2 separate regions of the Homo sapiens genome follow, and region 2 is linked to region 1. A link is a contact called in ENCODE Hi-C or POLR2A ChIA-PET data. All regions are on one chromosome and are shown on one strand. Each heading gives the region's core, a stretch centred on a gene start or an enhancer-like site at or near the end of the contact. The rest is flanking DNA. Distances are from core to core; before and after follow the strand shown.

Region 1 (4,893 bases), core at 843-3,342:
TTTGACTCTCAGAAGGAAGAACAAACTGGGGTGGCTTCGAGTGAACAGTCTTGAGATTAAATGTGGAAATAATTATAGCACTTGAAGATGGCAGAAGGTGGCATTCAAGATGACAGTGTAACTCCATCTAATAGCAACCATTTGTTGAACAGCTCCTATGTCCGTAGTACCTATGCCTTGCCCTTGCAACTACTACCTGATATAATGTCACACTTAACCAGAGAAAAAGTAGGCAGACTTGAGAGATTCCTAATGGACTTAATCATTTTGTCCAAGAGAATGAGAGATGCACATAATATTAGAATTTGAAGATTTTGTCAAGTTCTGCCACCAATCCTATTAACAAAACCACCCCCCTACAAAATATTCTGAAGGAGAGGAATAAGTAAGGCAACTAAGTACTTGACAAGTATCAAACACTTAAAAGGGCGAGGCGCAGCAGCTCATGTCTGTAATCCCAGCACTTTGGGAGGCTAAGGCTGGAGGATCATGAGGTCAGGAGTTCGAGATCAGCCTGACCAACACTGTGAAACCCTGTCTCTACTAAAAATACAAAAATTAGCTATGTGCCTGTAATCCCAGCTACTCAGGAGGCTGAGGCAGGAGAATCGCTTGAACTTGGGAGGTGGAGATTGCAATCAGCCAAGATGGTGCCATTGCACTCTGGCCTGAGCAACAGAGTGAGACTCCAACTCAAAAAAACAAAACAAAACAAAACAAAACACTTAAAAGGTACCTAACTTCAGAGACATCACTTAATATGTGTCCTAATTTTACAAATGAAGACATTGAAGCTTAGAGGTAGGAAGCATAATGGGGTTAAGACACATAGTCATGTGGCAGAACTGGAATGTGAACCCACATTTGACCTCCTCTCTTAGGTAATCAATAATATCCAATAATCAATAAGTAATAGTGTTTGTTATTTCTGAGGCCCATGTGTAGCTTCAGACTTTTAATTTAAATTTTCTCATTCAATTTTTTTTTTTTTTGAGACAGGGTCTTGCTCTGTCTCCCAGGTTGGGGTCAAGTGGTGTGATCATGGCTCACTGCAGCCTCAAACTCCTAGGCTCAAGCCTTGATCTTCCCACCTCAGCCTCCAGAGTAGCCGGGACCAGAGGTGAGTGCCACTATACCTGGCTAAATTTTAGGAAATATTTTTTGTAGAAATGAGGTCTCACTACGTTGCCCAGGCTGGTCTCAAATTCCTGGCCTCAAGCAATCCTCCCACCTCAGCCTCCCAAGGTGCTGGGATTACACACATGAGCCACTGTGCCTGGCCCACACTCAAACTTTTTAAGATGACAGCACAGTACCTTTCACAAGGATATCATATATTGAATTACTGAGCTGTGGTTCAAAAGTTTGTTCATGGTTTACCGTACAGACATTAACCACTGCTCAATCATTTCTAAAAACATATATAAAGTTGATGCCAATTCACAATCACCAGAATTTATTTTTAATTGTCATACTAATTTGGTGATCAGACCCTCTTCTATGTCAGAAACAAAGGGCATATATGTGAGTTGACTGCAGCCTTCTGACAAGGAGCAATTTTCTTCTAAGTAAGTTACAACTAAATTCCCAGCCTTGGTCTGTACACCCATGATCTAACAACTTTTTTTGCCTTTCTCAACAGTGGCCAAGAAAATATATGCAATTCATAGTAATTCATGATTTGGGATTTTATTTCTATGTAAAATGGGATAATTTTTAAGGACCCTGAAGTCCTTTAAATCACAAATCACTTTAGGGTAGCAGTCTATTCCTGCCAGAATTCGTTTACTGGAATTACAAAGTAAATAACCGTGAAAAGAAGATGGAGGTGAAAATCAAGGTTGTAGAGAATTTGAGAGGGAAACAGAAAGGGAATCATACTGCTTGCTTTTAAAAAAAAAATGCACCAAAGCTTTCTTCATTCAAGCAGTTGGTTTTGTTCCCTAACTGGTCCCCCACATATCTAAGTGCAATGAGTACATTCCCAACTCCTACTGCCAAGTTAAAATGAAAACGTTCTCAGTCTAGAAATGATTGAGGTGGTTTTCTTTAATCAAATTAGAGCAGCCAAATGTTCCTTTCAAAGGTAACTGTCTACTCTGCAGCTGTATGCAAACTACCACATCAAATGTGAGGGAAAAAATAGCGATAGAATTGTGTCCTTACAGTACAGAGCTAGCTGCAGAGATGGAGAAACAAAAGCATTTGTACAGTTAAGAATTACATTCACAGTGAGCTTCCAGAAATATGCTGACTTCACAAACTGTGAACAATGTATTGAAACTTCCAGTACATAATTAGCTATTTTGGGGAGGGGAGGAACATGGGGGGAAATGCCCCCTTAAAAACGGCTAAGCAGCAATAGATACCTTGAGTCATTTACCCTCCCAACCAAAGTTTCTCAATGAGAAACATTAAAAGACTGGCTGAGACTTCATAGGAAAAAAAAGTCTCATAGACCTTGCTTTTTCACTTCCTGTCTCCATCAAAAACACACCACAGTGAGTAAACTTGAGTATCCCGCAAGCTTCAATTAAGCTTGTAATGATTCATTTGCATGCAGAATTTATTCTTTTAAATAATCAGACATGGGAATTTCCTGCAAAGAATTAATTCATAGTGGGCTTATTTTTTCAGTTTGTTTCCCTTAAGAAAAATCAATTGGCTAACATTCCCAATATGATGTCAAATTAGCTTTTCTATGTTACAATTTATATCAGCTGTTGGTTTCAGGGATGGTATATCAACAGTATGAAAACCTAGAAGATGACAATGAATTTATATAGCCAGGTGCAATCAGCAACAGAAGAATGAAACAATGTTCTTTCTTCAATTATGGATCCTCTCCAGATGGTTATACTGTCCTCTAAATTAAGGAATGTGGAATAAATAGGGGAAAAGTATATCTCATGTGATCCCAATATTTCTCCAGAGCAGCTGTTCTTAAACTTTTTTGCTTCTGGTGAAATTAGCAGACAACTTCCTTGGTTCACATGCCCTTTGACATTACCCAAATTTAAGAACTGCTGCATAACAAAAACTTCCCGCAGGTAATAAGCAATTCTTGGGCTGCAGCCCTTCTGCTCCCAACCAGGAAAGCAAACTGAATTGCAAAAAAAAAAAAAAAAAAAAGACATTTTGATTATTCAAAAATTTATTTTAAGAAGTGTAATCAGACTTCCAGTTCAAAATGGTGGACCTATCACAAATATTTGCCTCCATTCTTTCTCAGTAAAAGAAATAAACCCATAATTACAAAAGGGCGTCCCACATACACAAAAAGGAGAGAATTTAGTAAATTTGCTGGGTGACTGAAAATAAACAGAAATAAGGTGATGGAAGAAGTCACCAAAGAGATAGTAGTCTCCAAAGTGAAGAACATATAATCAGGAGATGTATTAAGAAAATATCTTCTATTTTTAGGTATTTTGTACCCCTTCATTTCAAAATCATTATTTTTATTAAATATATAATAATATATCTGTATATGTACATAATTTTTATAATTCAGTGAATATCAGTGACATGCTCAAATATTTTTACTAGAAGGGAGGCCACTGCCCTAGAACAAGCCATGAGGGCACCGTGGAGGAAGCAGAAGCTGGACTACGAGTCAACAGGTGCAATGGAAAAAGGGAGGAAGAAGGGCAGCCATTTTCTTCCCACATTCAGGGGAGTCAACTAAATGTCTGTATATAGGGTAACTGCACCAGTTAGCATTCCTATTGCCATCCCTGTACCTAAGATCTTGGAGTAAACCATTTCTTATTGTGACATTTGAGAGTTTTTCCACATCCTGACAGCCATTTTTCCAGCCACCCAAAAGTAAAGCCTGTGAAGCATACTCCCATCCCAAGATTCCTATGCCAAACAAGTCTCCCAAAAATTTTACTCAGAAATGAGAGCCAGCAGGGAGGAAAAGATCCTATTTAATAGTCTTACTAGCTAACCAGTCTTTATAAAAACTAATGGACATACAAGGCAGTAAGGGAGCAAGAAGGTCCAGACTTCTTACCTGCCAGAAACAACTAGAAACTAGATAAACATATGAAACAACTGCTTTCAGATATTGGACTATAGGTAGTAGAGGACTGTGATCCCTGAGAGAGGGGAAGCAAATGAGGTGAGCCCTAGATTGCCCTAGCTTTCTGTTTGGAGGCAATTTCCAGACCACAGGTACAGGAAGGAGGAACCTCAGAGTTCTGTAAATTCTGTAGTCTTGCCCAGCTGGGTAGGCAGAGATCAGAGTTGAGAAGACAAGGAGGCCAAAGTGGCTAAAATTTGGAAGACACAATACTGAAGAAGAGCTCCAGAAATCTACATGGGGTCTATTGAGTCCCTGGCTGAATATTAAGCTACACATGTGGAACTGCATGAAGTCAAGAAAGGTCAGCTTCTGAGAAAAGATCACCAAGGAGTTGTAAGATGAATGATTCCAGAGCTCACAGAGGGCAGAAAATGTTTCAAACTCCTTACCAGCCAAAGAAGAGAGACTACAAAAGAGTAATGTCTTAGTAGGGCTAAACTAGCCTGGAAGCAAAGCCTACATACACTAGATCCTCTCCCCAACAACAAAAGAGACAAACTAAAAATAAGCCTTGGAAGTATAAAACTGAACCACACATAACTTTACTGCCTGCCAGAACAAAATCCAATTCTCTTTAAAGGAGTAGAACAAAATCCAGCAGTTGACAATGTCATAGTCACAATGTTTGGCATCCAATAACACATTATTAGACATGCAGCCATACAGAACATGACCCATAAGCAGGAGAAAAATCAGTCAATAGAAATAGACTCAGAAATGACAGAACTTATGGAATAGCAGACAAAGAAATTAAATAAACTATTATAAACACTACAAAAATGCCCAAGGCCTTAAAGGAAAACATG
Region 2 (4,627 bases), core at 880-3,379, 91 kb after region 1:
TAGCCAAGGTAACACCTCAAAAAAGTCATCATATATACAAATTAAAAATTTACATACAGCAAAAGACACTGTGAACAGAGATAAGCAATATGCAAGTAAAATATCTATACAATATAGGTAATAGACAAAGGATTAATATTCAGAAGTTACTGAGTTCCCCCAAATCAGCAAGAAAGACAAGAATTAGTTGATAGAAAAATGGGCAAAGGATATGCATAGGCAATTTACACACAAATTTTCATAGTCTGATGAAAAAATACAAGAGAATGCTCAAATTCACTACTAATTAGGGAACTGAAATGTAAAGCAATAGCTAATTTTTCCTTATTATTTTAGCAAACATTTAAAATTATGGATAGCATCAAAAGCAGGCAAAAATGCAGATTAATGGGAACTCCTGCTAGGAATCTGTCCTTTCTTACTTTCTTTTTTAATCACTAAGCTCATATGTTTGATTGTTATGGTTGAGTCTCCCAACTAAATTCCGTGATTCTTTCCTCCCTATCTGAGTTCAGCTTGCATAGTACTACTAGATACATCTTAATCCTCTCTCTCTTTTTCCCTTACATACACACAGACAATGCCTTAACATTATTTGTAATAGCCTCAGCCTGGAAACCACTAACTGTCTAACAACTATAGCATGGATAAATAACTTGTGATATATTCATGCAACAGATTATTTATAATAAAGAAATTGACTATGAACTACAAGAATCAGCATGGATGACTCCTCAAAAATACTGTTGGGTAAAGAAGCAAAACAACAAAGAAAACATCAAGCATGATTGTATCTGAACAAAGTTCAAAAACGGCAAAACTAAACTATCTTATTTAGCAATGCATACCTAGGTGGTAAAAACAAAGTAAAACAAAGAAATGGTTATTCCAAATATTTGGGTAGCAATTACCTTATGGTTTGGGAATGGTGGATGCGGAGGGAGAAAGTTGTGATTTGGAAGTTAAACTCAGGAGATTTCGAAGTTAAACTCAGGAGATTTCAAAGTTAAACTCAGGAGATTTCTGGGGTGCTTTCGATCTTAGACTTCTTGACCTTGATGGCAATGACATGTTAAACAGAACATACATGTTTTACGTTTTCACTCTATTTGGTTATAGTTGATAATTTTTTAAATTTAAAAATACCACAAGGGAACTTCCTGAGGTGCTGGTAGCTATTTCTTGACATGAATGGTGATTGCATAACGTGTGATTTAAAAAATTAAATTTACTTAAAATTTCCACACTTTTCTCTTTGTTCTATTTGGCTAAAAAATTGTAAAAATAAAGTAGATAAAAAACCTTTATGAATTACTCCCTCCCTACAGAATAAAGATCAGATCCCTAACCTTTCAAAGTCCTCCATATATTGACTACCACAACCTTTCTAATCCTAACTCCCACTACTGCCTTCATAGAAACCAATAATAATAATGATAGCCCAAAACAAAAGTAAAAAACCCCAAAAAACCCCAACCTTCAAAACTGCAAACAAAATTAAAAAGTCCACAAATACACTAATTTTACTAAATTTCCTTTAACAAAAAACTTGACCTTGCCTCTTTTTATTCTTTATTTGAAGGATTTTGAATTGCCTACCACATGTTTTCCTAAGATGAATCAGAGCAGGATGACATGCTTGTTTAGTCTTTGATGATAATGAATATGTATTTACACGATTGTCAGAAAGAACACATTTCTCCCAAGTTGTTACCTAACTGGTATTGTGTGTTTAAGAATTTTCTTTCTGATTTAAACCAGCTAAAGCCAGTTTTTTAAAGGACATATATATATATATATATATATATATATATATATATATATATATATATATATATATATATATATATGATGTTAGATATTGGTTTGTGCCCAAGAAAACACAGGGAAAACTAAATAACCCAAATCAAGCCCTGAGTATTCATGTGCAGACTATCAGCTTCACACTTAGTCATAGTCAACTTCACACCTAAATGCCATTGAAAAGAAGCAGGGCCAAATGTTCCTGGAAAATGGGACTCTTAGGTTCACAGACGTTTGCTGAAAATACCTGAGCCCCATGCTTTGGGGAGATTTCACTAAGAAGATTGATATGCAGCTTCCAGGGGAAAGAATGAAGGAGGGGCAGGATGTGGTCTTGGTGAATCAGAAGCGGCCCTCCTTCCCCACCCCTCTTCTGAGTCAGCATGCAGCCACATGGCCCCACATGGTGCAGTTCTGGTTCTCGGATGAGCTGTCATATGGGGTCCTCCCTGTCTGCCTTTATTAAAGCACTTGGTGATTTCCAGCAGCCCTATTTGTCATATAAATAGTTTTGTTCTGTCTATAAATTAGTCAAGCAATTCATTTTTGAATCTTTCTGATAGTGACACAGTGACATGAAGTGTTGTTGGGTTTGCTTGTTGTTGGATTTGCTTGCCTCATTTGGTCCTTTAAATGGTAAAGTAACATCACCCGTTTGTAGACAGCCTCGCAAAAATTTGAGCCTTTGGTTTTGGAACCAAGTCAGCTGGGTTCAAATTCCCACTTGCCACCTTCCAAACCTGGGATTTTTTAAGTGCATATATTCCTTTTTGCCTTAGGGCATGAAACATGTGCTCAGCACTTGGTTGCTGCAGTGGGAACTGAGAGTCATTCTTGCTGGTCGTGCTGGTGGCAGAAGTTATGGCAAGCTCCCACAGAGCAGTGGCAGACTTGCCAGTGCCCGTGTCTGGGCTCCAGGTCTGGCAGTGTGGCAGAGTGGGCCACACTCACCAGTGCTGGGCAATAAGACAGTGTTTTCACATTGGACCAGCTCCATTACTTGATCTGGGGTATTGTTCATGGCTACAGAGTCCTCACATTGGCAGTCCTGGCAACTCTGGGAGTTCTGCAATGCCCTTTTAAGCACATTCCCTTTTGCTTAAACGAAAGTTGGTCTCTTTTAATTGTAATGAAAGATATTGACTGATATAGTGACCTTGTGAAAATTTACTTTCTCATCTATAGAGTAGCTTAATAATAGCCATCTCTAAGGGTTATTGGGAGATTTCAATATATTAATGCATGATTTGCATTAATCCACACTAACTATTTAGTCCACACTATTATCCACCCTAACTATATTCATCCACAATAACTATTTAGTCAGTGTGGTGTCTGGCACTAAAATATTAGTTATTAATTATTAATAATGTGCTGGGCACAGGAAGAGCATTGGACTGTCTGTAATGAGAGTGCGTCTTTTTATCAGGAGGGCCTCACTGTTTTAGGGTTAGGAATGATAGGATTAAAAGTAATTTGGGAATTTTTATGACTCATGACTTTATGGTTGGTTGATTTAGGCAACGATATAGCTTTTGTTTCACTTATTAAATTTAAATTTAATTTATGGACTTGTAAGGGCATAAATTTAATTTTACAGCTTGATTTTGACACAAAGCAAGATACTGAACATTAACACCACCACAGAGGCCTACTATGTGCTCCTGTCCCTGTTGTTACTTCCTCCAAAGGTAACCACGGCACAGATTCCTATTACTATAAATTAATGTTGCCTGTTTTTGAATTTTATTTGAATGAGATTACATAGTATATACTCTTTTGTTGCTAAATGTTATACCTTTGAGGTTCATTAATGTTTTTATAGATAGATATAGTTTTCTTCATTGCTAAATTGTATTCCATTATACATATATACTACAATTTATCTATTCTATTGTTAATGGGTAATATAGTTTGGCTCTGTGTCCCTACCAAAATCTCATGTCAAATTGTATCCCCAGTGTTGGAGGAGGGGCCTTGTGGAAGGTGATTGAATCACGGGGACGGACTTTCCTGTTGCTGCTCTTGTGATGGATTTCTCACAAGATCTGGTTGTTTGAAAGTGTGTAGCACCTGCCACTTCACTCCCTCTCTCTCCTCCTGGCCATGTGAAGACTGTGCCTGCTTCCTCTTTGTCTTCCACCATGATTGTAAGTTTCCTGAGGTCTCCCCAGGAGCAGAAGCCTATACATCCTGCAGAACTGCAAGCTAATTAAATCTGTTTTCTTTATAAATTACCCAGTCCCAGGTATGTCTTTGTAGCAGTGTGAGAATGGACTAATACAATGGGCATTTGGGTTGCTTCTAGTTTGGTGCTATGGAGAATAATGTGCTAGGAATATTCTCATTCTCATAACTATCATTTTGTGCACATATGTATGCATTTCATTTAATTTTATACCTGCAGATTGAATTTCTGAATCATACGGTGCACATATGCTCAGCTTTACTGGTAACAAAATTTCCAAAGTAGTTTTTACCAATTTACACCCTCAAAGCATCCTATGAGTTTCTGTTGCTCTATATCCTCATCAATACTTGGTATTGTCAATCTTTTTAATTTTAGCCATTCTACGGTGTGTGTAGAGATAGCCTATGTTGTTTTCAATTTGCATTTTCTGGATAACTAGTAATGTTGAGTACCTATTCATGTTCATCGGTCATTTGGATATCTCTTGTAAAAAGCTGTTCAAGTTTTTTTCCCATTTAGAAAAAAATTGAGCCTGTGTTTTTTATAAATTTATAAGAGATACTTACATAGTCTAGATATGAATTGTTTGTGTGATTTAAATATGTCAGATATCTTCTTCCACTTTGCATCTTG

The links. A loop is a pair of places that touch in the nucleus more often than their neighbours do. ChIA-PET counts read pairs that join two places held with the same protein, here RNA polymerase II (POLR2A). Pooled maps may share reads with other maps.
Region 2: a map with no recorded cell type shows a loop between it and region 1 (13-fold over the local background). The contact joins two enhancer-like sites. A Hi-C loop is called at or near these places in 6 of 37 single-sample maps with no recorded cell type and 13 of 50 pooled maps. POLR2A ChIA-PET finds 5 or more read pairs at or near these places in 5 of 52 experiments (activated CD4-positive, alpha-beta T cell, activated CD4-positive, alpha-beta memory T cell, activated CD8-positive, alpha-beta T cell and 1 more).

Annotation. Positions count from the first base shown.
Region 1 is chr7:92,811,444-92,816,336 of GRCh38, forward strand. The region is part of intron 2 of CDK6 (cyclin dependent kinase 6); the gene reads right to left. Among named protein-coding and RNA genes, the nearest start is that of CDK6-AS1, 23 kb to the right of the region's middle. Within about 2 kb of position 2,093, at least 3 of the 41 ENCODE cell types and tissues checked have a DNase peak (open chromatin) inside an H3K27ac peak, as active enhancers do.
Region 2 is chr7:92,902,327-92,906,953 of GRCh38, forward strand. All of the region lies in intron 1 of CDK6-AS1 (CDK6 antisense RNA 1), which reads left to right. Among named protein-coding and RNA genes, the nearest start is that of CDK6, 68 kb to the left of the region's middle. Within about 2 kb of position 2,130, at least 4 of the 41 ENCODE cell types and tissues checked have a DNase peak (open chromatin) inside an H3K27ac peak, as active enhancers do.